Regions from separate parts of the Homo sapiens genome. Here region 1 is linked to region 2. A link is a loop called in an ENCODE intact Hi-C map of the cell type or tissue named here. Cell type or tissue: heart left ventricle. All regions are shown on one strand. Each heading gives the region's core, and the rest is flanking DNA. Links, peaks and the distances in the headings are about the cores only.

Evidence for each region. A loop is a pair of places that touch in the nucleus more often than their neighbours do. Peaks named below come from ENCODE experiments on the same cell type or tissue, not always from the same donor. Only the 100,000 strongest peaks of a DNase experiment are listed, where the experiment ranks them.
Region 1: it touches region 2 in a loop (2.0-fold over the local background); 19 of 110 quality-filtered maps call a loop at or near these places.

The regions. Positions count from the first base shown.
Region 1 is chr18:34,722,624-34,738,798 of GRCh38, reverse strand. All of the region lies in intron 1 of DTNA (dystrobrevin alpha), which reads right to left. It overlaps DTNA-AS1 (DTNA antisense RNA 1), which reads left to right. Exons shown (of 5, transcript NR_199046.1): 5 at 919-2,406. Among named protein-coding and RNA genes, the nearest start is that of DTNA, 20 kb to the right of the region's middle. In heart left ventricle, for the core only: a CTCF peak has its summit at 9,340 (motif pointing left); no DNase peak of the experiment used is centred there; H3K27ac peaks cover 2,223 bases.
Region 2 is chr18:34,781,791-34,797,965 of GRCh38, reverse strand. It overlaps DTNA (dystrobrevin alpha), which reads right to left. Exons shown (of 23, transcript NM_001386795.1): 4 at 3,716-3,929. Among named protein-coding and RNA genes, the nearest start is that of DTNA-AS1, 22 kb to the right of the region's middle. In heart left ventricle, for the core only: a CTCF peak has its summit at 9,825 (motif pointing right); no DNase peak of the experiment used is centred there.

The DNA.
Region 1 (16,175 bases), core at 5,159-13,158, 59 kb after region 2:
TGCAGCTCCAGACTGTTAGCTATGTATGCACAAAACTCCAGAGGTGTGCAAAAAGGCATGACTAAGCAGACTGGCATTCCTCACCGTCACGCGCTGTCCTCTATCAGACATCCTAAACCCTGAACACAGCACAGGGAGAGATTTGTCACATCGGGACGGCAGATAGAAGAAGAGGATAAAGAGACCGAGGTGCAGAGGGAACAGGGTGAAGAGAAAGGAGTAGAAGGAGGGTGGCCTCCAGCCCAGCTTCAAAGCTGGACTCAGCCTGGTTTGCTTGGTAATCTAGATTTTTAGTAAATCATGTTTTAAATGGCAAAAAGCCAATATGGGCATCTTTGTTTTAAACAAAGTAAACATACTATGTTGCTTTGTTTCTGAGGCTCCTGGAATATTCTTGCTAGCTGGGCCTGTACTGTGTGTACCTTCCTCTGTTTAGATATTATGCTTCTATTATTGCAGCTCATATTACATGAGCTAATTTATAGTAGACATGCGTGTTGTGTCTGATGGCCTCTGGGGTCAACTAAGATGCTTTTTGAGAGAATGGCAAGTAAAAGCAGGATGGACTTCCTACTGCCTTTAATTTGAAGTCCCGAATCTTTAAAGTGGCTTTGTATGTCCAAGCCACCTGGCCCCCAGGCCCATGTCTCTGTGTTCACTCATATGTGCCTCAGGGCCTTTGCTTCTGCTGATCCCATTGCTTGGAATATTCTCTTTTTCTCTTCATAGATATCCTAACCCCTCTCAGCCCCAAACCTGGCTAGTTCCAATAGGCATGTCTACCACAGGGCAGCTTTTCCGAATTTCTCTAATATACTCTAGTATATACTCTAATATACCCATAATTGTCTAACAGTTTTTGCAATTGTCATAAAATCTTCATGAAATTGTTTTTGTTGGTGTCTGTTTTATTCATAGGACTGTCGGTTTCATGAAGGCGTGTCTCTGTGATGTTCATTAGTGCCACTTGTGCCTAAAATGAGTGAAGTTAGGGAGCACTACACTGACTACAGCCGGGTCACGTGGCTTATACTTCATAGTGGAGGAAACAAAGAGTTCTGCGAAGACTCCTATGCACAGGACTTAAACAATGCAAGCAGTAATTACAGAATATGAATCCAACGGTAAACACACAGGATGAATCGGAGAGGGAGAGCGACTAAAGACTTGGAAGATTTGACCTGGAAGGGCTGGAAGTGAGAATTCACACATCGAGGCCTATTCCCAAGAATTGGGAGGCTCCCTTTCTCTAAGCATCCCTTGGTTGTATGCATCATAAGAGGGAGGACACTATACAGATGATTCAGCTGGAGCTAAGTGAACTACTTAGAAAGAAAAGGAGAGAACTCTTTCATTTGTAGCCTTATGGCTTCAAATATATTTCTAAGAGACAGAAAAATGTGGCAAGAACCAGACCGTCTTTAGAAGAAATAATTACTATTTCGCTTAGGTGAGGCTTCACAATCACTTTACAAAGTAATTTTGTACACATATATCATTTCACAATTTAAACTATATGTTGTTTGTGGATTTGAACTTAGATAACAGCCTTCATAGGTACAGCTTGCCTCAATTTCCTTAATACATATTAGCTAGTTCTTCCTTTGATGATTAAGATAGCCTTTTATGTATAAAATATACCGTTCTGTTTCAGTTAAGCCCCAAATTATTAATTTTGGATAACTGAATATTTTCAAAGAATCCAAATATCCTTAGAATACTAATACTTTCACTATACATCTGTTTAAAAATGAATACAAATGAACTTTCACTACTCCCTGGTTTTGAAGGAAGCCCATTCTTCCCAAGCCATACCAAGTGAGAAATGTTGCCTGCACTATGTGCCTTTCTCACAAAACTGATGCCCTGTGGCAAAGCAGGAAGATCAAATTATATGAAGAATGAGAACAAAGTTATCCCCCAGGTTTTGTCATTTCTAGAACAAGACAGACTATTTTTAGGTTTTCAAAATTCATTACTGAATTTTGCATCATTACTTTTAAACAGGACCTATGCTCAAATGACTTGGTTGATTCACACAGTTTTTGGCCAAAATGTACTATGAACACTTTTTGGAGGTTCATAATATCACGTTTATTTTAATGCACAATTTTGAATATCCCAAGAACACACTGGGCAAATGTCTTTTAATCCTAAGAAGTTCAAGGCATTTAAATGAGGCCTTAAATTTCAGAATACTGAGATTTTTATCTTTATAAAGTTGACTTTATCTTCGCTGTCCACCCTACTAGTTTTAGAACCTGGAATTTGATTCTGTCTGTACAATCTTCCATTTTTTCTTCTTATCTGTGACTCCATTTTAAGATCCATGACAAAATAGCTGTATGAAAAATAATGAAATTCCTCCTTTGGTGATAATATAAATGGGAAATGTACATCCTGAAATGTTTTGCATGAGCGGATTTATTCATATTAATTATGGTTCATATATAATTCATTTGAAAAGATTCTCCTACAGCTTTTAGAAATGAAATCTCTAAAAAATGGAAACAAATGACAAATAGTGCACGCATACATATGTGTAGTGTGTGAGTACTCATTAGGGAAAGTAACATTTCAGAGTTTAATGTGGTATTGCTCTCCTTTATAATACTTATCAGTGTTAGCTAATCTGAAGGTGCAGCTACAAACTACAGTACTCAGTCATTAGTGTTTGTGAGAGCTCTTCACGTGGAGGGCATTGAACTAGAATTTCCAACTTCATGGTATAGACGTCCTCTAGGTATATTTTATGCATTTCGAACACTATTGGCTTCAATTTTTGAATGAGAAATAAATTCCAAAAGTAGTAAAGTCAAAAGAAGTGGTGTCTCTGGGGGTGAGTTGGGTGAGGATCCTGTGTGAGATAACAAAAGGAGATGAAGGTGAGGAAATGGCTAGCTTCTCATGCACTGTTTTAGCCACCTTATGTGAAGAGTACACCTTAACAGTTAGGTTGGCGGAGGGACAGCATTAGGAAAAGTAGCTAATGCATGCTGGGCTTAATACCTGGGTAATGAGTTGATAGGTGTAGCAAACCACAATGGCACATGTTTACCTATGTAACAAACCTGTACATCCTGCACATGTACCCCAGAACTAAAAATGAAAATAAAAATGTTAGGTCCAGGGAAAGCTGCCTCTTCTGGCTGGTCCACAGAATGATAATGTGTTGCAACATGAGGCCAGGCAATGAAATAATGCAATGAACTGCAAAGAGCCACATGAACTAATGGTAATAATAATAATAAAAGAAAATCAACAGCAAAAGAATCCATTAAAAAATGTCTTCGTGCTCTTCTTGGTTTATAATGCACATCCTTTAGTCCCTAAGAGCCTGGCATATAAGGTTGCCACACTTGGCAAACAGTTTTTTAGTATAGGTGTGATGGTTAATACTGAGTGTCAACTTGATTGGATTGAAGGATACAAACTATTGATCCTGATTGTGTCTGCAAGGGTGCTGCCAAAATAACGTTTGAGTCAGTGGGCTGGGGAAGGCAGATCCACTCTTAATCTGGTAGGTACAATCTAATCAGCTGCCAGCAAATACAAGCAGGCAGAAAAACGTGAAAAGGAGAGACTGTCCTAGCCTCCTGGCCTACATCTTTCTCCTGTGCTGGATGCTTCCTGCTCTCAAACATCGGACTCCATGTTCTTCAGTTTTGGGACTTGGACTGGCTCTCCTTACACATGTATATATATGTGAGTGTGTGTGTGTGTATATATATATGTGTATGTGTGTGTATATATATGTTCTATTAGTTCTGTCCTTCTAGACAACCCTGACTAATACAGATTTTGGTAACAGGAGTGGTTCTAGAGGAACAGAATATTAAGAATGGAGTTCTTTCGTTGGTTTTGAGGCTTCTGGAGTTGGCTGCTTAATATGATTAGACCACAAAATGCTAAGGACTCTACTTCTAATAGTATGGAGAACACTGATAGTCCTTGGTGTGAACTGTTTAGAGAGTTATGCAAAATAAATGCATTTGACACTTCTGATTCACTGCTCCTGAGAGGCAAGGAGTTTGGTGACTCTATACATAATACCTTTGACCATATATGGAGAATAAAGGAACATAATGAAGCTGGTTGGTTACTTCTAACTTCAGTGGACAAAGTGTTGAAAGAAAATGATGAACTGGGGGATTCTGTCTCCCAGCTTCAGAAGCAGACACTGAGCCTCAAATCTGCTAAGATTGCCCTGAATGAGAGTCTTATCTCCTGTAGAGAAAGAGCTGAAATTGTGGAAAAACAGACAAGCTCTTATCATGCAAGTGGCTGACCTGCAATGAAAGATGCATGCACAGCCTCGCCAGGTGACTACTGTTAAAGTGAGGGCATTGATTGGAAAAGAATGGGACCCTGCAACTTGGAATGGGGATGTGTGGGAAGATTCTGATGAAACTGAGGACACTGAGTTTGTAAACTCTGATGAACCTTTTTTTTGCCAGAAGAAAGAGCTTTCCCATCCCCAGTAGAGTCAACATCCCCTCCCTGACCCATACTGCCATCAGCCTTTCGACCTTTGTCTGAAGAGATAAACCCTGCACTGCCTGAGGCAACAGTGACTCTCCTGAGGCAGTTGTCAAGCAAGATAATGTTGATTCTCCTGAGGAGCCACCCTCAATACCTCTGTTTGCTTCTAGACCTATAACTAGACTAAAATCCCAGCAGCCCCTAGAGGTGAGGTTGAGAGTGTGACCCATGAGGAGGTGCTCTACACTTGAAAAGAACTGCTTGAGTTCTTCAATTTATATAAACAAAAATCTGGAGAACAGGCATGGGAATGGATTTTAAAGGTGTGGGATAATGATAGAAGGAACATAGAGTTGGATCAGGCTGAATTTATTAATTTGGTCCCACTAAGTAGAAACTCTGCCTTTAATGTTGCAGCTCAGGGAGTTAAAAAATATTCTAATAGTTTATTTGCTTGGTTAGCTGAAATATGGATTAAAAGAGGCCCACTGTGAGTGAGCTGGAAATGCCTGATCTCCCTTGGTTTAACATAAAGGAAGGGATCCAAAGGCTTAGGGAGATTGGGATGGTGGAGTGGATTAGTCACTTTAGACCTACTCATCACAGCTGGGAGGGTCCAGAAGATATACCCTTGACCAATGCCTTGTGAAATAGATTTGTGAGGGCAGCACCTGCATCTTTGAAGAGCTCTGTAATTGCTCTTCTCTGTATGTCAGATCTAATGGTGGTAACCGCAGTCACTCAATTATAAAATTTAAATACAGTGGGAATAATTGGATCCCAAGGTGGCAGGGTCCAAGTTGGCACTCAACCATCAAAGGCACGGTGGGCATAGCTACCATAATGGACAGCAGAAGCAGACCTGCAATCAGAATAATCTGACTTGTGTAGCACTCTGGCATTGGCTAATTAATCACGGTGTTCCTAGAAGTGAAACTGATAGGAAGCCTACTGCATTCCTACTTAATTTATACAAGAAGAAAACTTCTAGGTCGAATGGACAGAAGACTAATTTGAATTATAAAACCAGAGAATCACAGCCCCTCAATCAATTTCCAGACTTGAGCCAGTTTGCAGACCCAGAAGCCTTCGAATGAAGGGGAGGCTGGCTCCTTTTGAGGAAAGACCCCACTACATTACTGACAATTTATGCAGTGAATCTTTCTCCCATTCTTCCCCAAGGAGACCTCCAGCCTTTAACCAGGGTAACTGTGCACTGGGGAAAGGGAAGTGATCAGATATTTCGGGGACTACTGGACATTGGCTCTGAGCTGACATTGATTGCAGGGGACCCAAAACGTCACTGTGGTCCTCCAGTTAAAATAGGGACTTATGGAGGTCAGGTAATTAATGGAGTTTTATCTCAGGTCTGACTTACAGTGAGTCCAGAGGATCCCCGGACTCATCCTGTGGTCATTTCCCCAGTGCCAGAATGCATAATTGGCATAGACATACTTAGCAGCTGTCAGAACCCCAACAACAGGTATATCGCAAATGTTGAATAGGACTCACTTACACTAAAAAATACTCACCATTTATCTGAAATTGAAATTTAACTGAGCCTCATGTGCTTTATCTAATATTCCTACTAACATAGCACTTTAGACTTAGAAAATATTTGTTGTGTGATTTAATTTTCTTTGCTTGGGATTATAGAAGAATGTCTTTTCCAGCTTGCTGATTTTTATTTTTGCCATGGATTTTTAAAAATTCAAATGAATTCCATAACCTGAGCCAAGCTTCTAAAACGTAAGCAGGGAGGTGCTCTCACAGGGAAGGAGAATAGAACCCAGCTCAGTCCAGGTTGCATCCTTTGCTACTGTTTGACATTTGTTTCTTTAGCCCAGGCTTCTCATTTTAGATAAGTAAAGGAGGATCGCAGAGGAAGGTGACTGCAAATCCAGTGTCTTTGCTTTGGATCACGCTGTCTTGGCATATACAGGTGACTCTGCTGTATAAGAATGAGTTATATTCCTAGAGTTAATTTACAAGCTTCATTACAGCACAGAGCACATTGTCCTCTTCAGAAAAAGCTATAACACTAAAGTTAGATTAGTAGGCAATCCAACAAGTTAGCTGAAAAACAAAATACCTGCCATGAAGAAAATTAGGGGGAAAAATAAACTACTTCAAATAAATTATGGGTAAGGTAGGTTTCACTGGACTAGTCTGAAAATGTAATGATCATGGTGTTAGTGAGACAGTGTGGAAACAGGCAAATAAATATTCTCTTTTCTTTTCAGCTTCAGGGATACTAATAAATGGAACTTGGATAGGGAGGAGACTGATTTGGTGGTGAGAGTAGAAAATGCACAGAAAGAATGAGTGAATAAAGAAATGGAGTCTCTGCTAATCTTTCCCAAACACTTAGACAGCTGACAATGTTCCAACATCTTCAGAGTTTTCACCATCCCTCACCTGCCCTGTCACTTCTTTCCCCTATAAAGTTAAAACTGTAAAGAAAGAAAAACTCTCCACATTTAACACTCTCCATTTGACCATTTATCTATTCATTAATACAATAAAGAGTTAAATATGTGGGCCAGGCACTGTACAAGGCACTGGTGACACACAGGTAAACAAGACAGAAACAGTTTCTGCCATCAGGGAACTTCAGGGAGACATACATTAAGAGATGATTACACAAATAATTAATTATAATTGTGATAAGTGATACTCAAAGAAGTACAGTTACTGCAAACACTGGCTACCCAATACAGAATCATCATCATCATCATTTCTTCATTATGCACTTGCTATGTGCTGTACTTTGTGCAAAGTATTGTATATCCCTTTTATCTAAAATTCGCACAAATCTTTTTTTTTTTTTTGAGACGGAGTCTCGCTCTGTCGCCCAGGCTGGACTGCGGACTGCAGTGGCGCAATCTCGGCTCACTGCAAGCTCCGCTTCCCGGGTTCACGCCATTCTCCTGCCTCAGCCTCCCGAGTAGCTGGGACTACAGGCGCCCGCCACCGCGCCCGGCTAATTTTTTGTATTTTTAATAGAGACGGGGTTTCACCTTGTTAGCCAGGATGGTCTCGATCTCCTGACCTCATGATCCACCCGCCTCGGCCTCCCAAAGTGCTGGGATTACAGGCGTGAGCCACCGCGCCCGGCCACAAATCTTGAAAAATAGCAAGGTAGAAATTATCACCATTTTCAAAAGATAACAGATAACCCTTTTTTTCTATTTATAGCTTTGCTTTCAGAGGAGGCCATTGGAAGACCCTTTGTTCTGGGCATCTTGATGCATTTGAGTATGAAAACTTGGAACAAGAACAGAAGAGAGCTAAATTTCTCTGCATAGTAAGAGGGAAAATATTTGTGTTCCTAGGAAACTATCTGGAGGCATATGTGAAGGGTGAAAAAAGCAGATAGAGGTTTCTGGAGAGACATCAAAGGCTGTGAGCCTCCCCACACCAGTCCTTGCCAACCCCAAACCTTCAGTGAAGTTACTGGACACACCAACATGAGTGAGCTCTTTGGTGGTCACCAGTGAGGGGACAGAGTTTCACTTGCAATTTGATAAAGGGGGAAAAGAGAACACAATGTGCATAGATATTAGGGTGAGAGGAATAACAGGTTAGGGGACAGTAACTCCAGTATTCCCAAAGGTGGTGAAAAGGGTTCGAATTGGTTTGAGCCAACTTTATGTGAGCCCTCAAGGGGCTAGGAAGTCCCAGCTGACAACTGGGTTATCCAAATGAGGACATATGGACACAGAGAGGTCCCAGAGCCATGAAAATTACTATATTTGAACCCAAATCTGACTCCAAGGTCTATATTCTTCCCACTTTGCCATGTTCCCTCAGTTTTTGCCAAGACTGAACAAGGGGCCACAATGCAACACTTCTGACCTGTGATTCTTGAAGGAATTAGCTCCAGACTAACCAGAGAACAGGCTGGCCATTCTCACATCAGAGCCCCCAACAACTGTGTACTGCTTTAACACTTCAAGTTTAAAGCACTTTTGCATACATTACCTCATGCATGGAATTTTACTTCTTCTGAATGAAGAACTAAATAAATTGTGCTAAATAAATCTCAAGCTGTTGTCAGTGCTTTTCACTACAAATTCCTCACCCAGCAGTTCCCCCATGGGTATTATCTGTTAAGTGCAGCTTTGCCCAGTGCAGTCACTCAGCTGGGGAGCAAATGCAGAACTTGGATTTGTTGTGCTGCAGACAGGCTTCAAGAGCAACTCGTACATCCTGTAGGCTTCGGAAAGAAAACTGGGGACACAATGTCCTGGTTCAAGCAAATGCCTACATTTATTTTTGGAATTATTCCTTGGAACTGTGGAGAGATGAGTTTTTTCATGCAGAACCAAGGACAAGAAACAGCAAGGTTAAGAAAACACAAATCTTGAAGTCTTAAAGCTCTTCTAGACTTATCTAGTGTGTCCTGGAGGTTTAATCACTGGGTAGAGTAAATCCTCAGCAGGTATAAATAACCTTAGGTTTCTTTCAGATTGTCTGCTTTGGTTGGGGAACTGCCAGATCTACAATGACTATTATTTCTGGTTGCCATTTATGTCTTTCCACCTTGAATTTCCCATCTTCCATCTTTTCTTTGTGTCCTAATTTAGAGTGTGTTTACTTTTGTATCTTTGAGAGTGCCTCGTATGCTGTGGAAAATACTCTTTGAATGCCCAATATGGAATGTGCCCAGCCTCCTTCAGAAGTTTTAAAAATTTGAGTGTTAAATTATTTTAGTTTATTTGAATCCTACATCTGATTTTAAAGTGTGAAAAATATACAACATTTTACCTCAGTCACACACTCAGACGTCCTGTTCTCTTCCTTAGCTTTCCTCAGAGCGGGGTTCTGAAGGAGAGAGCAGCAACCTGCCACCTACAGGAAGGTATTAAAACTTCTAGTTGCCCCTGTGCCATTTCTCACACACAGAAACACAGAATGTCTCTCTCTGTCTCTTGATTGCAGGTAAAGCAGCCATAAGAACTCAAGGAAGACAAAACATTTTAGAGGGGAGGTTTGGCAATGACATTAGACACACTTGAGTTCAAATCTCCTTGCTGCCAGGTACTACCTGCATGTACTTGAGCAAATAACTTGTTTTTCTTACCCTCCATTTCCTTATTTGAAAGTGCACATAATAATTTTCCTTATATAATTCCACGAGGACTGACTGAATAAGATGATTTTGTAAGACATTTGGTATTATACCTATGAGTTCCTGCCATTGACATTGACATCATACTCTCTTTTCAATATTCCCTTTCCTCTTTTTTTTCTTGTGACTTCTCTGGGACTCTCTTCCAGGTAATTGTGGTGGGGCTGCCTGTGTTTTCCTTCAGACATAGAGGTGCACAACTGAAGGGACCCCGGGTGTCAGAATACCCCACCCACTTGGCCATGGTGACCATTCAGGGCTGTACACACACCCCAAGCCAGGCTTTCTCACTTACTTGCTGGGATCTTTGAATTATTAAGAAAAATCTCCTGCTCAGAAAGTGAAGCTGGTGGGGTGTGATTTGGGGGCTACTGGCAGCCATCTTACCTGCTGTTTGGGAAGCCTCTTTCCAGGAGCTAGTGAGAGGCATAAGGTTTGGTTTTGTGTTTGAGTAGGAATCACTGAAGAAAGCTAAGCAGAAACAAGCAAAGCCTTGAAACAGGGAAGAGAACTTGGGGATGCCCTTTGGGCCTCTGGATCTAAATGAGTCTGCAGCCAACTGTACCCAAGTCCTTGTTATTTACATAAGCTGATTCCTCCTTTTTATTTTTTTTTGAGAAAAATACTTTATTTTATAATATTCTTTGAAAAAAGTACTGGAAGGAAATATATAAAGCCCTCAACAGTTTTATCCTGGGATGAGAATAGAAATTTTAGGTGGGGAAATTTTACTTTTCATGTAAAATATTTCTGCATGAAAAATTATTTATTTTATTTTTTTAAATTTTTTAAACTAGTTGAAGTGATATTTCTCAAACCTGCAGCAGGAGGAGCCTATTATAATTCCCTTCTGTTCTCCTATACTGCTTTTCATAAACTAAGAAGTGGGCCTTGTTTTTTGTCCTTTCTTTGTCAAAATCATTTTTGTCCTGATTTCTTAACATATAGAAAAACTCCAATAATTATACAAAAGAAGATAAAAACCATACTATTAACATTGCAGCTGATAGTCTTCTTGCTTCTTCTATACGTAGCTGCATTCACATTGAGTATGCAATTTCAAATTCTCACTTTTAACTTAATATCACAACATTGCGAAAGTAATACGTATCTGCTGAAGAAAATTCAGAAAACATAGGAAAGTAAAGATAGGAAAATTAATCTATTACCCATGGACAGTCATTAAGGATACCTTGCTTTATTTCTATCATTTTTTGCCTTTTCCCCCCCTCCCTCTTAATATTAGGATTAGATAGTAGATGGCATTTTATAAAAAACATATCCTCTTTCACAAAACACTTTTATAAGACATTTTAGGCGCTGAGTGCAGTGGCTCACACCTGTAATCCCAGCATATTGGGAGGCCAAGGTGGGTGGATCACTTGAGGCCAGGACTTTGACACTAGCCTGACCAACATGGTGAAACCCTGTCTCTACTAACAATACAAAAATTAGCCAGGGAAGGTGGCACTTTCCTGTAATCCCAACTACTTCGGAGGCTGAGGCAGGAGAATCGCTTGAACCTGGGAGGTGGAGGTTGCAGTGAGCCAAGATTGAGGCACTGGACTCCAGCCTGGGTGACAAAAGCAAAACTGTCTCTCTCAAAGAAAAAAAAAGGACATTTTAAATGGTTTCCATCATGCAGATGTTCCATAATTTATTTAACTTGTTCTTCATTGTTGGGCATTTAGTTTGTTTTACAGTGAAAATTTGTTTTCACAATACTGTGAATCAATATCCTTGATTCACAAGGATATTATAATACTGGGATCAGTATCCTTGTTTATAAATTCTGGGCCAAAAATATTTCCATTTTAGACATTCCTAAAAGTAAAATTACTAGTCAATGGTCATAAGTATTTTAAGGAAATTAAAAATATTATCAAGCCAAGACAATGGGAAAAAGGCCTTAAAAGCATTTCAGAAGGCTTCAGGACAGTCCTCCCATCACCAGCCCAGGATCACAGTAGGAAAGAATGGGTTTTGGGGCCAGGCCCAGGACCCTGCTGCCCTGTGAAGCCTCAGAAAACTGCTCCCAGCATCCCAGCTGCTAGGGCTCCAGCCTTTGCTTAAAGGGCTTCAGGTACAGCTCAGGCTGCCGCTTCTGAGAGTGCAAACTGCAAGCCTTGGGGGCTTCTACGTTGTGTTGAGCCTGCAGGCACACAGAATGCACAAGTGAAGGAGGCTTGGCAGCTTCCACCTAGATTCCAGAGGATGTATCAGAGGAAAGCCTTGGTGCTTGCCGCAGGGTGGAGCCTCCACAAAGATACTTTCCTAGGGCAGTGCTAAGGGGAAATGTGGGGTTGGAGCCCCACACAGCGTCCTCACCAGGGCACTACCTAGTGGAGCTGTGAGAAGGGGGTTGCTGTCCTTCAGTTGGGAAAATGGTAGAGCCACTGGCAGCTTGCATCCTGAGCCTGGAAAGCCACAGGCACTCAACTCCAATCCAGGAGAGCAGCCACTCGGTGGCAGTCTGCATAGCCATGGAGGTGGAGATGCCCTAAGTGTTGGGAGTCCATCCCTTGCACCAGTGTGCTCTGGTTTCAGGACAAGGAGTGAAGGATTATTTTGGAGCACTAAGGTTTAAGGTCAGCCCTGCTGGGTTTCAGACTTGCATGGGGCCTCTTACTCCTTTCCTCAGGCTGATTTTTCCCTTTTGGAATGTTTACTCAATGCCTGTAGTATTACTGTCGTTGGAAGCAAATAACTTGATTTTTATCTTACAGGCTCATAGGTGGAAGGACTTGCCTTGAGTCTCAGAAGAGACTTTGGACTTTTGAGTGATGCTGGAATGAGGTAAGACTTGGAGGCTATGAGGAAGAGATGACTGTATTTTGCAATGTGAGAAAGACATGAAATTCGGGGGACCAGGGGAAGAATGATAGATTTGGATATTCTGATCCCTCCAAATCTTTCTTTTTATTTTTTTTTAAATTATTATACTTTAAGTTCTGGGGTATATGTGCACAATGTGCAGGTTTGTTACATAGGTATACATGTGCCATGTGGGTTTGCTGCACCTATGAACTCGTCATTTACATTAGGTATTTCTCCTAATGCTATCCCTCCTCCAGCCCCCCACTCCCCGACAGGCTCTGGTGTGTGACGTTCCCTCCCTGTGTCCATGTGTTCTCATTGTTCAACTACCACTTATGAGTGAGAACATGCAGTGTTTGGTTTTCTCTTCTTCTGTTACGTTGCTGAGAATGATGATTTCCAGTTTCATACATGTCCCCGAAAAGGATATGAACTCATCCTTTTTTATGGCTGCATAGTATTCCATGGTGTATATGTGCCACATTTTCTTAATCCAGTCTATCATCGATGGACATTTGGGTTGGTTCCAAGACTTTGCTATTGTGAACAGTGCTGCAATAAACACACGTGTGCATGTGTCTTTATAGTAGAATGATTTATAATCCTTTGGGTATATACCCAGTAATGGGATTGTTGGGTCAAAGGGTATTTCCAGTTCTAGATCCTTGAGGAATCGCCACACTGTCTTCCACAATGGCTGAACTAATTTACAGTCCCACCAACAGTGTAAAAGTGTTCCTATTTCTCCACATTCTCTCCAGCATCTGTTTTTTCCTGACTTTTTAATGATCGCCATTCTAACTGGTGTGAGATAGTATCGTATTGTGGTTTTGATTTGCATTTCTCTAATGACCAGTGATGATGAGCTTTTTTTCATAAGTTTGCTGGCTGCATAAATGTCTTCTTTTGAGAAGTGTCTGTTCATATCCTTTGCCCACTTTTTGATGGGGTTGTTTTTTTTTTTTCTTGTAAATTTGTTTAAGTTCTTTGTAGATTCTAGATATTAGCCCTTTGTCAGATGGATAGATTGCAAAAATTTTCTCCTATTCTGTAGGTTGCCTGTTCACTCTGTTGATAGTTTCTTTTACTGTGCAGAAGCACTTTAGTTTAATTAGATCCCATTTGTCTATTTTGCCTTTTGTTGTCATTGCTTTTGGTGTTTTAGTCATGAAGTCTTTGCCCATGCCTATCTCCTGAATGGTATTGCCTAGGTTTTCTTCTAGGGTTTTTATGGCTTTAGGTCTTAGGTTTAAGTCTTTAATCCATCTTGAGTTAATTTTTGTATAAGGTGTAAAGAAAGGGTCCAGTTTCAGTTTTCTGCATATGACTAGCCAGTTTTTCCAGCACCATTTATTAAATAGGGAATCCTTTCCCCATTGCTTGTTTTTGTCATGTTTATCAAATATCCGATGGTTGTAGATGTGTGGTATTATTTCTGAGGTGTTATTTCTGATCAATGTTCTGTTCCATTGATCTATATATCTGTTTTGGTACCAGTACCATGCTGTTTTGTTTACTGTAGCCTTATAGTATAGTTTGAAGTCAGGTAGTGTTATGCCTCCAGCTTTGTTCTTTTTGCCTAGGATCTGACCCCTCCAAATCTTATGCTGAAATGTGACCTCCAATGTTGGAGGTGGGCCTAGTGGGAAGTGTTTAGGGATAGATCTGTCATGAATGGCTTGGTGTTGTCTTCACTGTAATGAGAGAGTTCTCACTGTATCAATTCACACCAAGAGCTGGTTTAAAAGAGCCTGGCACCTCTCCCCTCTCTTGCCATGTGATATGCTATTTCCCTTTCACCTTGTACCATTATTACAAGCTTCCTGAGGCCCTTGCCAGGAGCAGATGCTGGCATTATGCTTTGTGTACAACCTGCAGAACTGCGAGCCAAATAAACCTGTTTTCTTTATAAATTAAAAACATTAAAAATTATCAAACTGCTGTTCAATAAATTTGTAGTAATTCTCACTTCTACCAACAGTTTATGATAATGCTTAGTAAACACCGCTTTAGTAGCTGCATAGGATTTTTTAGCTATGAAATGACTTTAGCTATTCATTTTCCTGTTATAAGACATTATATCACACTATAAAAGACATTCTGTACATAACTCTTTGTATCCATTTAAGGTTATTGCTTCAGGTGATTTCAAAAATAAAATCTTTTATCAAAGGGCATAATTATTGTCAAGTCATTGATACATACTGATATGCCAAATTGCTTTCCAGAATGATTGTATTAATTTATATTTCACCACCAATAAAGTGTGAGAATGGCTTTCAACTTCACTAACATTACATATTACTACTATTAAAATAAAGCAATAAAAACTGACAATAACATATCTAAGAATATTCACTCATTTGATAGGTGTCACAGTTTGATTTTATTTTGAATGTATTTGATTAAGAGTGAAGTTTAATATTTTTCATAGTTTTTTTTTCTTTCTTTCTTTTCTTTTTTTTTGAGACAGAATCTCGCTCTTGTTGCCTAGGCTGGAGTGCAGTGGCACGATCTTGGCTCACTGCAACCTCTGCCTCCTGGGTTCAAGTAATTCTCCTGTCTCAGCCTCCTGAGTAGCTGGGATTACAGGCACCCGTCACCACGCCCGGCTAATTTTTGTATTTTTGGTGGAGATGGGGTTTTGCCATGCTGGCCAGGCTGGTCTCGAACTCCTGACATCAGGTGATCTACCTGCCTCGGCCTCCCAAATTGCTAGGATTACAGGCCTGAGCCACCGTGCCTGGCCCTATTTTTACTTTTTTTAGTTGTGAACATCTTATGTCCCTTGCCCATTTTATTGCCTTTGTATTCTCCTACATATTTTGCACAAATTATATTTAGGTTATTGACATATGGTCTCACATATTTATTTCAGAGATATACAATATATAAATTATTTCTATTATGTTTCACATAATTTCCTACGATTGGATATTAAACTTTTTTTGACAAATATACCGTCTATGTATAATATATACTCCTTCTCCACACAGGGAGGCACCACTGAACAGTGGTTAAGTACACAGGATGTGGCACTATAGTGTTTAACCTTTTAGGACTGTTGTGAAGATCAACTGATAGATCAGACAGAGTTGCCGATGCTTTGCTTATGGCAAGTTCTTATCATTGTTAGCTATTACTTATACAGTTTCTTTGACTATCATTTAACCTGAAGTTTGGTTAAGAACATTTTTTTTTGAGTTGCAGTAATTTAAAATGTTAATGTTGTCAAATATAATGATTTTCCATGGTGAACTTTTAATTCTTATATTTATAAAGTCCTTTTTCTTTCATGGATCATTTAAAATTCCCATAGACATTTACTCAAAAGGAAAGAAAATATGTATCTGTTGAAACATTTTCACATGAATGTTCATAGTAGCTTTATTCGTAATAGTCAAAAACCAGAAAGAACCTCAATGTTAATCAAAGATGAATGGATAAACAATAAATAAAGTAAGAAAGATGAACACATTGTTGATACACACAATGTAGATAAGTCACAAAACAATTATACTGAGTGAAAGAAACCAGACCAAAAAAGTATGTACTGTCTGATTCCATTTACATAAACTCTAGAAAATGCAAACTAATCTATAGTGACTGAAAATTCATTTGTGGTTGCTTGGGATGGGGGAGGGACAGGTGGGAGGCATTACCAAGGAGCTTGAGGAAATTTTTGGTGGTGATGAATATGTTCACTATCTTGATTCTAAAGATGGCTTAGGATATGTGTGTG
Region 2 (16,175 bases), core at 4,969-12,968:
CTTGGATTTTCATTCATTGATTCATTCTTGTGTTGGCTATGGTCTCAGGTGCTGTTCATAAGAAGAATAAAATATGGTTCTTTCCTAAAGAAGTCTTTGGGAGGCAGTCATATAAACAGTCAGACATGCACTATAAGACAATAGCAGAATCAGGTGCAAGGAGAGGTGGACCTGTGGAAAGGTGATCAACTTGACCATGACAGGCGAAAGGCTTCACAGAACCTCAGAGTTTGTGACTGCACCTCTCAAAAAGGCTGCACATTATAGGCTTTTAAGAATTATTTTCATCTTTTAACTTTCTGCAATATTTTTCTTTTGAGTTACTCTCTATTTCCTACAAAATAATAAGAACAACATTAAAGGTCCTTTGAAGACTTCAAAGAGTTTTCCCCCTCCTCAATAGAATATGGACAAGAGGTGACAGAAGAAGCTGCTGCCAGTTTGCTGGGGGGATTCTGGAGGAGACAGAGGAGCGGAAGGCTCCTGGCAGCAAAGAAGGGGAGGTGGGAGGCCAGTTCCTGGGGTGATCGGAGGAAAGGGACAAGAGGAAGAGACTGGCTCAAGTTCTGGCTGCTCCCTCACATATCTTCTTCCCTCTCAGCCCCTGGTCTTATTTCTGACATCTCTTTTCCCATCCTTCTCAGGCACACTCATCCATTCCACTAGACGCCTTAAAAAAGATAACCTCTGGCCGTGGAGAGATTTGCTTAGAAGTTGGTTGGTAACTGCTCCCTGGGTGACCCCCTCCCAGGAATACAGCCATTTTTAAAAGGAATGTCACAAAAAACAAAAATCTTCTGGACTCAAGGAACTGTGTCTTCAGGGACAGAATGGCAAGCATGAGCATAAACCACTGGGGTCCACTGCCCACCCCCAACATTGTACAAATCATCTACAGATGTAGTTATCATATCTTCTGAGAGGCTGACTTGCCAACGAGCAGAGAGAAATCTTGCAACCAGGAAACTGATTACAGTCTGCAGTAAGCATCCTGGTATGAAAATTGAGATCCGGATGTTTTTTTGGTGGGAGAGGGAATGCTATTCTTGGGGAGCTATGGCTGTGCGAAGGTAAGTCTGGCTCTCAGAAGTACATCCCAGTAAAGGAGGCATCAATCCTCATCTCAGGTTACCACTTTCTTCACGAAGTTCAACTACCTGGGAGTCTAGTGAATTTTAAGGCACCATCCCCTCCCCCACAAAATGGCCAAGTTTCTTTGAATCCAAGTTCTTATTCTTCATGAGTTTAAATCACTATACTGCCTTTCTTTTTTATTTATTTATTTTTAGCAACTCTTCTTCAGAGTCTAGGTTCTTAAGGCATCTCTAATTTTTATTTTGGATTTTTTCCCTGTTTATTTATATGTCCATTTAAAATACGACAAATGGGAGAAAAATCTCCTAAATGTTTCAGTGATTCTGTAATAGCAACAGCACATCTTTCTTTTAGTAGTATCAGGATCATTCATGTCTGCCAAAATACAGACGGTTCTCTTAAACACTTGGACTCTGTCGTGGGACAGGTGGTAGGAAGTGGCATCAGATTTCCACGCTGGGTCTCATTTGGATAAATTGGAGTTTACTATTATAAGAAATAGAATTTGAACATTTATTTTATTCTTAAGTTTCTCTTCTTATATTCACTTCTAAATTACATATCCAGTTAGCTGTACTTCCTGATGGCTTACATTTCATATCCAAAATTCCATGCCATCAGATGGAAAATTTGAGTGTCAGTAGGACTGCCTATGCTCATTTGCTACGCTGAAGGAGCAAACGCAGAAGTGTCTGCAGAGTAGGATCTCTACATGGATATGTTTATAAATCTTTGCAGTGAAATTTGTCTATGTGGATGTGTTTATAAATCTACTACAGTGAGATTATTGAAAGTACACATCAGGAGGCTTCCTATCTATACGAAGAATAGGCACCAAATAAAGATTTCTTCTGAACTTTTTTGTGAATTGTTCCTTACCTTGGAATAGATGTCAAACTTAGCTTTTCATCAATCTTGAAATGATTCAGCTATATTTTCAGCAGCTATTTAGAGACCGTTCATAGCTCTATATTTAGAAGTGATCTAGCAAATATTTCTGACCAAAAGTGAAAAATCTAACTATATTTGTGTGAATCCTATATATCTCACAAAATACCCCCTTCCTTATTGTTAGTCTGGTTTCTGGTCTATATTTATGGAGTGGGTGCAAATGATTATTTGGCTTTGATTCTTTATGAGTTCTCTAGCAGTACTCCAGGATTTAGTGAGATATTATATTTCTCTTTTTGCAGTTTCCATTGTTACATTTCTAACAAATAAGTCTCTTGACATCTTTAGGGGCAAATCTGAAAGCTGCCACACTCTTGTCACAGGGCCAGGTTAGAAATGCCACTACAGAAATGCCATGGCCAGGTTCCATTCTGCTGCCTCTGCTGCCTGTCATGTGGAACCACAGTCCTCTTTACCTGCCCCAGCATCCAGTTACTATAGTGATTAAGCTAGAGCTGTACATCTCGTTCTGAAGTGTGCACAGCCGAAGCAAAGACTCTACCAACCTGGAATGCTAGTTGTAAAATTGTTTATTTTAACTGAAGAATTTCTCAAAATATAAATATCACGAAGACAATAATGCACACTGGAAAAACTGAGCAGGAACGATTCTGTTAACACTCTAAGTTGCAAAGTGACAGCTGGTAGCTTTTGTGAATTGCAAAATAACATTAGCCTGGCTGGAACATCTCCACTGCGGGGGTAAATACTTCCAGGCATTGGCCAGACAATGAGACTAAGTAAAACCTTCTGAGAATCTCAAAATGTGATTGCTGAAAGGTCAGGTTAGCAATTTTCCTTTTTAATATTCAAAACAAGCAGTGGAAGTGGAGGGGGTGGTACTACGTCCAGGTTGGAGGCTATTGGCAAAAAGCCCTCTTGAAATTGTAGGCTGAGAATGTAATTCAGGGGAATCCACATATACCTTGGTAAAGAAACCTTTGTTGAACACCTAAGTCCCCACTCGGCCACTAACATGCTGCGAGACACCAAACAAGTGACAATTTCTTTGTGCTTCATTTCCTTCATCTGTAAAATGAGATATGTGGACGAACAGCCTTTAAGATCTCAGCCAGCCCTGAAATTCTCTGATTCTAAAAGGGAAAATTATACAAAAATGAAGCTGAGCTTCAGTTGTGGTCTGTGGACAGCATCCCCTTATTTTATGATCGAAACACTTAAATTGACCAGTCCATTTAACGCAAGTCATAGTTACTTTGACTGGGATAGTCAAGAAACCCTTTTCAATTTCTTTCTTGTTTGCTGTAGGGCCTTGTTAGGACACCTCAGAAACACTGTCTTAAACAATTTGCAAAGAAGAGAGTTAAAAAGATCCTCCCACTTCACGCTTCATTAAATCGCACCACAGGCAATCCTCTCAAGCATCCACAGCTTCCAGGAAGCATGGGATGAGATAACTAAAGGTCAGCACATAAAATACAATTGTCCTCAAGTTCCTCTGGCACCATTTTACTCTCTAGTCTTTTTCACAGGATTTAAAATTTATATTAAACACATGGAGACTTTACTGACATAAGCATCCACTGTAAGAAAAAAGAGAGTAAAAAAAAAAAGAGAGAGATATAAAATTGTTTGGGAAAAAGACCAAGTAAGACAGGAAGTGAAAGCCAAACATGTAGAGAGGAACAGACATTCAGAGGGTGCTTACGGATCAAACGCTGCAAGCAGGAAGTTAAGGAGGAGGCTGATGGACTGCTCCACATGGATTTGGTGAGTGGTTGGCATCCGTTTGTTGAGCTGGTAAAAAATAGTGGAGAGCACAGCCTCTAAGCGGGACACGTTGAGTTCAGTGTTTGGGTCCAGGTTGTTCAGAGCATTTTCCCGCAATGCTTCTATGACATTCCATATGTCCACCAGGTGCACTACAATTAAAGCAGAGTTAACACATCAGCCCAAAGTAATGGAAGGCAAATACATCAGTTTACATGACCCTCTGTCCTGTTTTTTTCTAGGTATCTCACATGTGTGCAGCTGTTGCAGGGGGTCAACATAAGTAAATGAACATAGGCTGTGCATTATCTCTAAGACTTGATGTGCATTACATAATAGCAAGCAAATGATTTACTGACCACCACAATAGATAGTTATTTCCAATCTTCACAATCACTCTTGAAATACAGCTATTATCCCTGTGTTACACATAAGATAACTGAGGATCTGGAAACTGAACTGACAAATGCAAAAGTAGAAGAGGAGTCAATGGCAAGACTAGCATTCAGATCCAAGTCTATCGGTTTAAAAGTTATTTCCCCATTGCACACCCTGCCCCCTCAAAAAGAAAAGGCCAACATTTAAATTCTAGTGTTTGAAAGGATGTCCAAATTATATTTGAGTATTTAAAATGTTTTCATTTATTTATGTGTTTTTTAGTAGTATGCTGTTGGAAACAAGAAAAAAAAAGAAAGTTAAGGTAGGCAGGAAGACAAGGTAAAAAGGAAAAGTTATGTATACACTGCAGCAGCAGCAGAACTAAGTCACACATCACTGAACTAGGCTGGTCAAGAACAAGAAGTTTCTTGGCTACATTATTACCAGCTGATTTAAGTCATGGTTACTTTCACTAGGGTAGTCAAGAAAGCTGTTTCTGTTTTCTTCCCTATTTGCCCTGAGGTCTTGTTATGAGATCCCAGAAACCATGATCACGACCAAGATAAAGAACACGTCCTCACCCTCAAAAGTTTTCTCATGCTCCTCTGCAATCCATCCTCATTCCCTGTTCCAGGCAACTATTGATTTGCTTTCTGTTGCAAACTTCAGTTCTTAATAACTGTAAGTATATGGTAAACACTCTTTTTTGGGTCTGGATTCTTTTACTTAGTGTTAACTGTTTTGAAATTCATACATGTATTGCTGAAAGTATCAATAGTTTTCTCTTTTTTATTGCTGAGTAGTATTCCATTATATGGATATATCACAATTTGGTTATCAACTCACTTGTTGATGAACATTTGGGTTGTTTTTCAGTTTTTGTTTATGAATAAAATTGCTATGAACAATCACGTACAAGTCTTTGTATAGATATGTGGCTTCCATTTCTCTTAGACAATGAGGGATTCAAAATATTAAAATCATTAAAAATATTAAGTAAATACTTAGAAATGAAAAGGCTGGGTTTCACAGTAAGTGTATGTTTAATTTTTAAAGAAAGTTCCAAAGTATTTTCCAAAAGTAGTTGAACCATCTTACATTCCCATCAGCAGTGTACGAGAGTTCCAGTTCCTCCACATCTTCACCATTTAAGGTTGACTTTTCATTATGCTTTTGCATTTGCAAATAAATATTTTGTTTATTCTCAATGAAATATAACAGTTTCCGTTTTTGAGAAATATGCACTGTATATATATTTTTTCACTAACAGCTCCCTATTTTTTTGTCTTCTACCTCATTGCTCTCTCCTGGCTATATACCTAATAAGCAAAACTAACATCAGCTTCTACTATGAATTGAGCTATGTGACTTTTTTCTTGACTTCTCTCTTACTTTTGCTTTTCAGAACAGATCTATGGTTTCTGACTTTTGGTATAGGAGAACTTGTCACCAATTTCTTCCATTATAATAACAAATGAGCCAACTAGCCAACAGTCTTTTGAAGTCAGACCCTTTTCCCAGGCTAGGTTTAACTGCAGGATCTGTAACCACAGAACCCTAAGAGAGAGAGAGCAATCTGTTCAGACATTCTTATTTTCAAATTAGGCATAAAGAAAAACAAAAACCTAAAGTATGGTTCTCATAACTAACTTTGTGTGCACATTGAGATCCAAGAGATGAGTAGATTATGCAAATCCTTAAACTAAAAAAAAAAAAACAACAGGTTACATAGAACCGTTACTGTGTCCTTTACTTGGATTTTTGCTGTTAATTTTAACAATTACTCAAAATAATGTTTTATGTTATGAAGGGAAGATACCTGTGCTCAAGGAGCACTGGACTTGGAGTCCAAAGACCTAGGTTGCAAATCTGGCTCTTCTACGACAAGTGCATGACCTCTAAGACTTAGAGTCTCACTTCCTTCATCTATGAAATGGGGCTGGCATTCCTAAAATGGAAAAATGCATAGAGTAAAAAGTGGTAGTTCCTGGTACCTAGCAGACAATGCATTATAGATGAACAAGTAAATAATGTGAGTCATGTCAAAAGAAAAATATATTGCAATATATCTCTGATTTGGAGCAGATGAGTACAAATCACATACCAACTAAAATAAATATTTATTAGTTTTGGAAAAATTCAGATTTAAGTGATTTCAAATTTGCAAGCTTTTCTGTATATCAAGAATTAATCAACAAGGAAATTATTTGTATTTCTTGGTGTTATTTATCCAACTCTTCTATCTAGCAAGCAAAACACTCCCAGGGAAATGGCATTTATAAACTAAATTTATTTATTTATTTAAATTCTAGTTGGGAAGAGCTGGGATTCCTCTAATTACTCCCTATAGATTTGATCTGTGAATCTTCTGGATCTAGTCATCAGGATGTGTCTGGGTGCAGGATGCAAAGAAAGCAGTGCTGATGACATCCAGCCTGTCGTCCTGCTTGGTCCCTGTGACCTATCCTCACCTAGTTCCTGGTTGTGGATGATGTGGAACAGACATCTGGGGAGAGGAGCATGGACTGGGAACTTGAGCATGGGAGGGAGATGGGTATATGTCAAGAAAGCTAAATGGCTGTTGGCAAAGGGAGGGAATCTGGATGCTTAAATTTCTCTTGACGAGCCATTGTAAGGAATAGGAAACCCTTTTAGAATTCCCAGTGGTGGAATTATCCAGGCCCATGGGAGTGACCACAGGAGTGGCCCACATAAGGGTTCCCACATAGGCATGCCCATGTAAGGGTTCTTTGGGTACTTCAGCCTCAGGGTGAGCAGCCCATACTCATCTCTCCCCTTGCCGGCTCTGGGATTCCCTTCCTTGGTGAATGCCACCATCCTCCCGCTGCCTATTCTCCCTCCAGGGAGATTTACTTTCTGGGTTCTATCAATGACCTAGTCCTATGGACTGTATATCTCCTAAACATCACTGTAATCCCACCATTTCCATGAACCTTTATTGCCACCACCCAATTTCGTTACCCAATGCTATCACGCTTACTGTTTGGCTGAGTCAGTTCTTTTTTCATTCTTTCTGTACTCCCTTTCTACTCACTGCAGCCAGAGTGTGATTTCTAAACCGTAATTTGACATATCACTTGTATGCTGCTTAAAATTGTATGCTGCTTGGAGAATGGCGTGAAGCCGGGAGGCGGAGCTTGCAGTGAGCCAAGATTGCGCCACTGCACTCCAACCTGGGCAACAGAGCGAGACTCCGTCTCAAAAAAAAAAAAAAAAAAAAAATATATATATATATATATAGTATGCTGCTTAAAGTCCTTTAATAACTTCCCATTAATTTGAAATCTAAACAAGGATTGAAGTTTTTTTTCTTTCTTTTCTTTTTTCATCTAGCCCCTGTGTACTTCTCATCTACATCTCATCTACTATACCTTGGCGTCAACATTACTTCCTCAAGGATATCTTTCTGGGCTGGATCAGAAACCCTGTCTCCGGGTTTTATACCCCTTGCATGCACCACCTTAGAGCTCTGTCCTTCCCCATCACAGCATGTAGTGGGCACTCTTGTGTAGACCAACAGTTTGTCTGTTTCCCATTCTGCGTTGCATGTGGCACAGGACAAGGCTGTGTCTATTGTGATAACTGTTCACACCCCTAGTGCCCCTCACACTGCCTTACACATCCTTACACATAGGAACTTGGTAAATGTCTTTTGACTAAATGAGAGAATGACAAAGAAATGACTCAACAGTGAAACAGGGTTTTCTAAGGATGCATTTGCTTTCTAAAATGCAATAAGGCATAGTCATGAAGAATCACAGAGACACTGGTTTGAATCCTAGGTATACTGTCAGTCTAATTAACTTCTCTGAATCTTCATGTTAGAAAAGTGGAACTGAAAATAGCATCTACTTTCGGATGATTACTATGACAGCTGAATAAAATAATGCCTGTAAAACACTTGGAATAGGGCATGTCATGTAGGAGACAATAGTTGTTTATTATTATAATCAAATACCTAGAAATTATATGAAAGTTATTAAACATAAATATGCTGCATTTATGTGCTTACATATTGAAGGTCCTAATATAAGGAACGTAAAAGAAAAATATTTCATGAAAAATAAAATAATTCTGGCTAACTGTGAGAATAGATAATTAAAAATGATTTAAGTAAAACTAGTTTTCATAATTATATGCAAACACTATGGTAGATTGTGAGGACTCAATACAAACAATATAGATGTGGTTCCTGCCTATGGGAGCTAACAGTCTGGTGGGAATACAGACATGACTCACACAATCACACAAACGGGTGATCAGAAATAGTGACATACTGTGACATATAGCATGCTAGGTATAAAATGGGATTACGATATGGTCTTGATTGGGCCAGAACAAGATAAGGTTGCAGGAGCACCATAACTACAATAAGGATTTGGCTCTTTATGCTGAGTATGAAGACATGGGTTTTAAGTAGGACAGCAACATGATCAGGAATGCAGCTTAAAAATGTCATTTCTGACTTTAAGGGAAGAAAGGAGCGGAGACGGACAGGCACACAGTGGGAAGTAGTTGGAGCATATTGTTTTAGTTCCAGTAAGGGATGGTGGTATTTTTGTCTACAAGGTGGTACTATGCAGAAAAAACTGCAGTCACGCACATTGTACCCCTTATTTTCCAGTGGTGGCATAGTGGAAAGAATTCAGATTTTGCAGCCACAGAGATTAAGGTTTCATTCCTGGCTCTGGAAATAACTGCAAAACTGGGCAAATTTTATTAATAAAAATAAAATGTAATAATATTTTGTTTATACATTGTATTATTCCTTTTTTAAAATGAGGAAACGAATGCCATCCAGAGGCAGTTATAGTGAGATTAAAAGAGAACGTGTATTTACATAATAGATGATCAAGAAATGAGCTATTTGTGATAAAATAACTAAATACACTCTGATCTAAAGCCATACTATTCTACTACTAATTTATAAGATCTGTGAGTCCAAAACTAAATTTTAGCCAAGTATCCCAATTTCAATAAATTAATCAACCCATAATCTTGATGACGTATTATGTGGGTGAAGTAAAAGAATCACAAAGTGCATTGCAGCCACAAAAGCAGACACTTAGTTTTGTTGTCATAAATTTTGAGTTAGTGGAGTTTAAGTTGATTTTACCATATCGGGTCATTAGAAACCTGGTGAGGAGGCTATCTTTCACAAAGGTTTCATGGAAACTTTATTTCATTGGCGACTACCTTGGGAGGTGTAAGCATAGTGCAGAAGGTGCAGGAACCGGGGCAGTGGCTGGGGTCCCCTACTGACTGTCCCTATGACCTTGGGCAAGTCACTTAACTTCCTTAGGTTTCAGTTTCCTCGCCTGTAAAATGAGGACAATACTATTTTCTCTACTACATTGTTGTTTTGGGGGGGTCAAATGAGATACTTCACATAAAGCACTCCACATAGTGCTTATAATAAGCATTGTATAATAAGCATTCAGTATACATTAGTTATTGAGAAATTTAAGTAACATAAGCCTTTTGTTTATTTAAATAGTGACACTGAGAAATGCTAAGTTGAGATTCATTAAGAAGTTATTAAGAAGTTTGTTTTAAAAGTCTGACAGTTGTATAAATATGTTGCTTACTGCTGTGCTAGTTAAATCATTTTAGATGACATTTAGGTTGTGTAATAATGACTATGAACCACTAGATGGCACTGCGCGCATTTTACTAAATAGCTATCAAACCAGTCGTCCATTAATAGAGCACCTGCTACTAGGCACAGGAGATAGGAGGAATTCCCTCATCTATACAGTTGCATATATTTTACATTAATATACTAGGAAAGGCAACGGTTTGCATAACGAAATTCCTTAGTTAACAATAACCACATCGAGAATAGACAAAATGCATTCTTAACCTAATATTTAGTTCTTCATGGAATCTTAAAAGTAACGATAATAGTGTTGATTTCAGGCATTAATTATTAAGACCTAAGATTTGTCTTTACATACATAAATGGAAATAGACAAAGCTTCAATGGTTTTCTATAAATCCAGGCAATCTCAGGTAGAAAAGGGCTAGGTTCGGGTGTTGGGGGGAGAGTTGCAGATGGGTAAAGGAGAGTTTGTTTATCTCAAGAGATATTTTTAATGTGTTTTCTGACATCTTGCACTATTTTAATGGGAGATGGAGTCCTTCATTCACAGAGATGACTTAAATCCAAGCATCCGTAGGAAAAGTGCTAAAATGACAAACCTAGTTATATCTAGATAGAGATGGCTGATGTCATAAACTTTATTAGAAATAGTAGAATCATATAAGTTAGATAAAATATGGGGGAGAAAAATATCAAAAAGACAACTTCAAGATTTAGTCTATTTTATGATTTATCCAGGGCCAGCCTTTCTTGAATCCCTGAGGCTGGGTCCAAGTTTCTGAATCTAAGCATGATGTTCTTTTTCTAAAGCATTTGATGATCTCAAAATTCTCAAACCCAGACTCTACCACCTCCTGAGTCCAAAATATAAAAGAGTGGAAAAGGGTTTTGACAAAACTCTCCAGGTGATTCTGACAACCACTGATTATAAACTTTTAGAAGGTTTTCAAAGGGCTTGCAGCTGAGAAAGGTCAGTAGACAATTATAGTGACTTAGCTTTAGTCATTATGGAATAGTGATCCTTAACTGTGGCTTCACAATGGAATCACCTGCAAGGATGTAAAATGGATTCCTGGTGATACTGGTGGTCCAACATCACACTTGTAGTAACAAAACACAGGCTATTTAGAAATGCTGCATCTCTTAGGCTCCCACACAGACCTAGAAAATCGTAATCTGCATTTTAACAACATATCTAGGCAGTTTGTATTCACATTTAAGTATAAGAAGCGCTTCTTGAAGTCAGTAGTTCTCAGTCCTTTGGCATCAAGACAGCCTGAAATGTCTTCGTAGGTTGTGAGGTGTATTGCAAGAAGCTGATTACCATAAATTAATTTATGCAGTTTAACAGTGATTTGTATAAGGATATATATACATATTATTTTAGAAGGGTTTGAGGCTTAATCCCTAAGAAGGTCACTCATTGCATTATGATGTGCTTTAATTAGGAGAACAGGAAATTGTAGTTATGCTGGAAATTGGATATAATCTGTTGATCTGCTATTGGGAATACATATATCTTCTTGTGCGTAGACAGTGTTGTGTGTGGTTTTGTGTGTGTGTGTGTATATCCATGCGCATGCTCCCTCAATCTCCACCCTGCCCTCCGTGCTTAAAGTGAGGGTGACTGGTGTCTGAGGTTTCTGTTATGACTTGTTTTCCCCTCTTTGAGATATGCAGATATATGCAGGAATCCCCATAGCAACAAAGATAAATAGTTTCTCCTGAAAATGCATTCAGTTCTCCCCTCCCTAGATGTAAATTTCCTGACCTTCAGTGCAATATTCCCGGCATGAATTTCCATTGCAATTACACTCTTCAGAGTACAAGAACAAAGTTCAGGTAGTATTTCTGATTAGTTTACACACCGGGTTTGAAGTGCCATATTATGTTCTTTCATATAGCAGATTCTTAAAATACATTTGCTAGCTTGTAGAAAAGTTAATTATGGAGACTCATTCTTTTAGTTATCAAACAAAGTTCCAATGTCCTTAGAATGAACAGATGAACACGCATATAAGCATTGTCTTGTTCCTACGACAACTCTCAAATGGAAAGTTTCATTCAGTATTCTAAGCACCAAGTAGACTTTAAGAAAAAATTGCTTTTAAGGAGCTCACATGTGGGCCAGGCTTCACAGAACTGGGGTGTGAGGAGGTAGGGAGAGGAACTTAGCCCCTTGAGAATGTCAGGAGTGACACTAGGTTCCTGAGACTCATTACCCTAAGCTGCTCACTGGCTGCATTTTGTAGTCTTCCATCTTAGTCTTATAACTTCTCTCATACAATAAGTGTTTATTCAGTCCTTATTGTGTTGCAGTGCTGTTCTGGTTTCTAGAATTGGAGTGTACAAAATAGGTCCCTAATCACACAGAACTTACATGTGTGTCGGAGAGGGAGGAGATAGAGATATTAAATAAGTGCATTGAGCATGCAATAATAATCTATTTTCTCTCCTTTTAGATTTCAAAATATTCAATTGGCATATAAAAATTGTATATATTCAGAGGTATACAATGGGATTTGACATTTATATATACATACTATTTATATTCTCTTATAGAGAAACATGAACTGAGACACTGGGATTCAAGTGTTTCTTCATTTGTACAATGGGAATAATAATATCCTTTCTGATAGAGTTCTGAGGAACAGTGAAAATGTACATGGGAAAAGAGTAAAATATAAAGTACTATATAAATTTTAGGCATTATTCTTATTTTTGAGAGCAAACAGAGAGGCATTAAAATTTACTCTCATATTCAGGTAGAATTATAAAAATTTTCCACTCACAAAAATTCTTTCAATTCTTTGCCTCACTCTGTCTGGTATAAATATATTTGTCCCTTAATATGAGCTTTCTTCTATAACTTGAGGTTTGTTTTCCCTTTAGTGGATGAAATGATGTTATAAATCCATGAGAGACTGTATCACAGTGATTACGAGTTTAGTTCAATTTCAAATCAAATATTTCAGGGGCCGGTGTGGTGGCTCACGCCTATAATCCTGGCACTTTGGGAGGCTGAGGAGGGCGGATCATGAGGTCAGGAGATTGAGACCATCCTGGCTAACACGGTGAAACCCTGTCTCTACTAAAAATACAAAAATTAGCTGGGCGTGGTGGTGGGCGCCTATAGTCCCAGCTACTCGGGAGGCTGAGGCAGGAGAATGGTGTGAAACCGGGCCAAGATCGCACCACTGCACTCCAGCCTGGGCGACAGAGCAAGACTCCATCTCAAAAAAAAAAAAAAAAGAATATTTCAGTGTATCACTAGTTGCCATGCATCAATCATACATGCAGGCTGTAACATATGGAGAAAGATTGCCATATGCATATACACACAGAGTTGGGAAATGGAACAAGCAGCTAGATTCCATAATAGTTTCAAAGAAATTAAATCCAACCAGCATTTTTAAGGCTCTACAATGCATTATGGTTGATGTTATTGGTGATTTAACAAAATATGAGAGCCTGACTACAAAAAAGATTGTAAGTCTCATGGGGAAAGACACACTCAGATGACCTAACTGAAGATCACCACAAGACACTGTGTTATCCAAAGCCCACATCCACAGTGCAGATTAAAAAGAAAAGTGCTACAGGAGCTCAAAATACAGGAATGCTTTATGGGCTGGAAACTATGTAAAGATTTGGAAGAGGAGGTAAGGCTCAAGTTGATTCCTAAAACACAGCAGAAAGTGCATAGATGGGGATAAGGAGGGAAGGATATTCCAGGAAGAAGTGGGTTCAGTGAGCAATGGCACAGAGCAAAGAACGATGATGGTGCATTTAGATTTTATATTGACCTAGAACCAGAGAAATTTGTGTTGGAGCTTAGAGGAAAGCAGGGTCTATAACTATTCATTTATACTGCCCAGTATATAACACTCTTAATTTTTCAATGAGGGAATATCTTTGTTTTTATATTTTATTAAAGATTTGAATCTCCTAAAGTTAAATGTTTAATTTCATTTTCAGACTACTATGTGAGTTAATTCAGAGCCCCATCTAAAGCTAAGAGGTATGGTGGTGGAAACCCGGGCTGTTCTTTAGAGCCATAAGTGGGTCTCAAACTATCGAGTTTGAATCCATAGGTCTAGAGTGTGGCCAGGGCATCCCTAGGTATAATCAGCTTCTTAGATGATTTTGTTAGACAATAAAGTTTGAGAACCACTGCTATGGAGCACAACTTAAAGAATGGAGTTAGACAAGAGACAGGAAGAATAGAGATGCTCCTTTGATTCAGAGGAATTTCCTGGGAGCACTGTGGCCAAGAAAGCCAGGTGCAAATTACCTAGTTGTTAAGAGCTCTAAAATAAATAATTTATTTTTATGCCCTTGTTCAGGCCTCTTATCATGAGAAAATGGTATTTAAAAATCTTTTAGGGAAGAAGGACTCAATTAAATGGTATGCTTTTCCAGGGTCAATAGATACATTTTTATGTGATTACACTGAAGCTATCCGCCATCACCCACATTAACCAAACATTGAAATCAGAAAGAAAATGTTACTAAAGGCACAATCTTCAGATTTGTTTTCCATTAGTGAGCATGAGCTATACCTTTATAAAATGTGAACCCAAACAACAGCTGAGTAGCTCACTAGGCGTTTTTATGCTTCCAATCTCAACGTCTTTCTGGCTCTGAAAGCATGCTTTTATCTCCAAGGTAGTTCTCTTTGCTAAGGATCCTTAGAGAGAAGCATCATGTCTTACAGAGATAACATTTTAGTTTCACTTTAATTTCCTGGTTAAGATGATGTAATAAACCTTCATGAAAAGGTCTACAACATATTTTTGGTGTAAAATCAAATTGAATATCATGCCAATCTTCACAGGCCCTGGTAGTACATCCATTGCCTATTAGGAAAAGGTATTCAGTATTCCTTAAATTGTGTCTGCAGACCAGAATCGTTATTCAAAGTGAGGTATGAAAATTGTTGACTCAGTAGCTGTCACACTATAAATTAAATCTAAAAACATTCAATTGAACAAGGATTTATTAAGCCCATTATTTTTAAAGTATTATACCAAGGATTACAAAAATAATAAGAGAAGGTAAATGAAAAGACAGATCTGAATGATAACTAATTTCTCATTGCCAGTGTTTAACTTTATTCAGAATATTAATCACTTTAGAAGCAAGAAAATCTTGTATCTTATTTCTCCTGTGGACAGTCATTTTATAAAGGGCTTTTAGAGCTCACATCTTTAATGTGGTCTTATCATTCCCTACATTCTAGTGCCCTAATCTAGGCTTGTAAAAGCCTTCTACTTAGAAGCAAGCCTCCTACTCACCTCCACTTTCTGTCTCTTTCTGTCTATCCTAAGAAATATTATAAGGTTCTGCTCTGGCCATGCCGTTCTCCATTGCCTATTGAGTAAAACCCAACAGGCTAAGCATGAAAATCAGTGTTTGGACCTCAGTCTACTAGTCTGTAGTCCCATCTCCCACTATTCTCCAGCTTCTTCCAAGAGTCCTATGCTCTAGCCACACTGGACTTCATAAATTCCAGGACATTCCCTTGGCTTTCTTGTATGTGCCTTTACTTAGCCTGCTCCCTCCACCAGGTGTGCCCTACAATCACCATCCCTCAAGGTACCACTCACATGCCATGTCCCTGAGGATGCTCATTCTTATACCCTCAGGTAGGATTACTTTCTCCCTTTTGTTGCTCCCAGAGCACTTCACATATCTATTGGACCATTTATGACACTACATATTTTCCATAGTTATTAATAAACAAGTTTTTTCCTGAATGTTTTATATCATTCCATAATTGGAATTATAAATTCCACTTAATATAAAATCATGAGCTAAATTTTATGCTCAGGGTCATGTATATTTTGAAACATAGGTCCATGGCTTTCATCAGTTTCTCCAGAAGATACGTGGGGGTAAACTTAAAAACCACAGAACTACGTGCTAGCATCTTGAGGGCATGGGCTATGTCTTGTTCATCTTTGCATTCCTCTCAACTCTGCATAATACCTTGTTCAAACTGGGTTCTCAATAATGCTAAGTGAATGGAATAGAGTAGGGCACCTACTGGATGCCCAGCATTACACATAATCTTTAGAAGCTTTCCCTTTACCTCAGTGTTCTAAGAAAGCTCCACAAGGCTTTATTGGGCATAGTTTTCCACAGAACCTTTCTTATTTCTTATGCAGTAACTTGAACTGTGGCCAGAATCCTAGAAGCCAGAGGCCACATTCTGAAAGAGCACCGATAGGGCTGGCAGCCATGAGGAACTGTCTCCTACTTGTCCTTTAGAAATTTGAACTCACTGACCCTGAATTATGTGCCCATCTGGCCAACATAAACTCAAATAGATGAAGTATACCTGGCCATTGAAAAAAGTGAGTAAGTAGCAACTGCATTACTTTTACTTCATTCA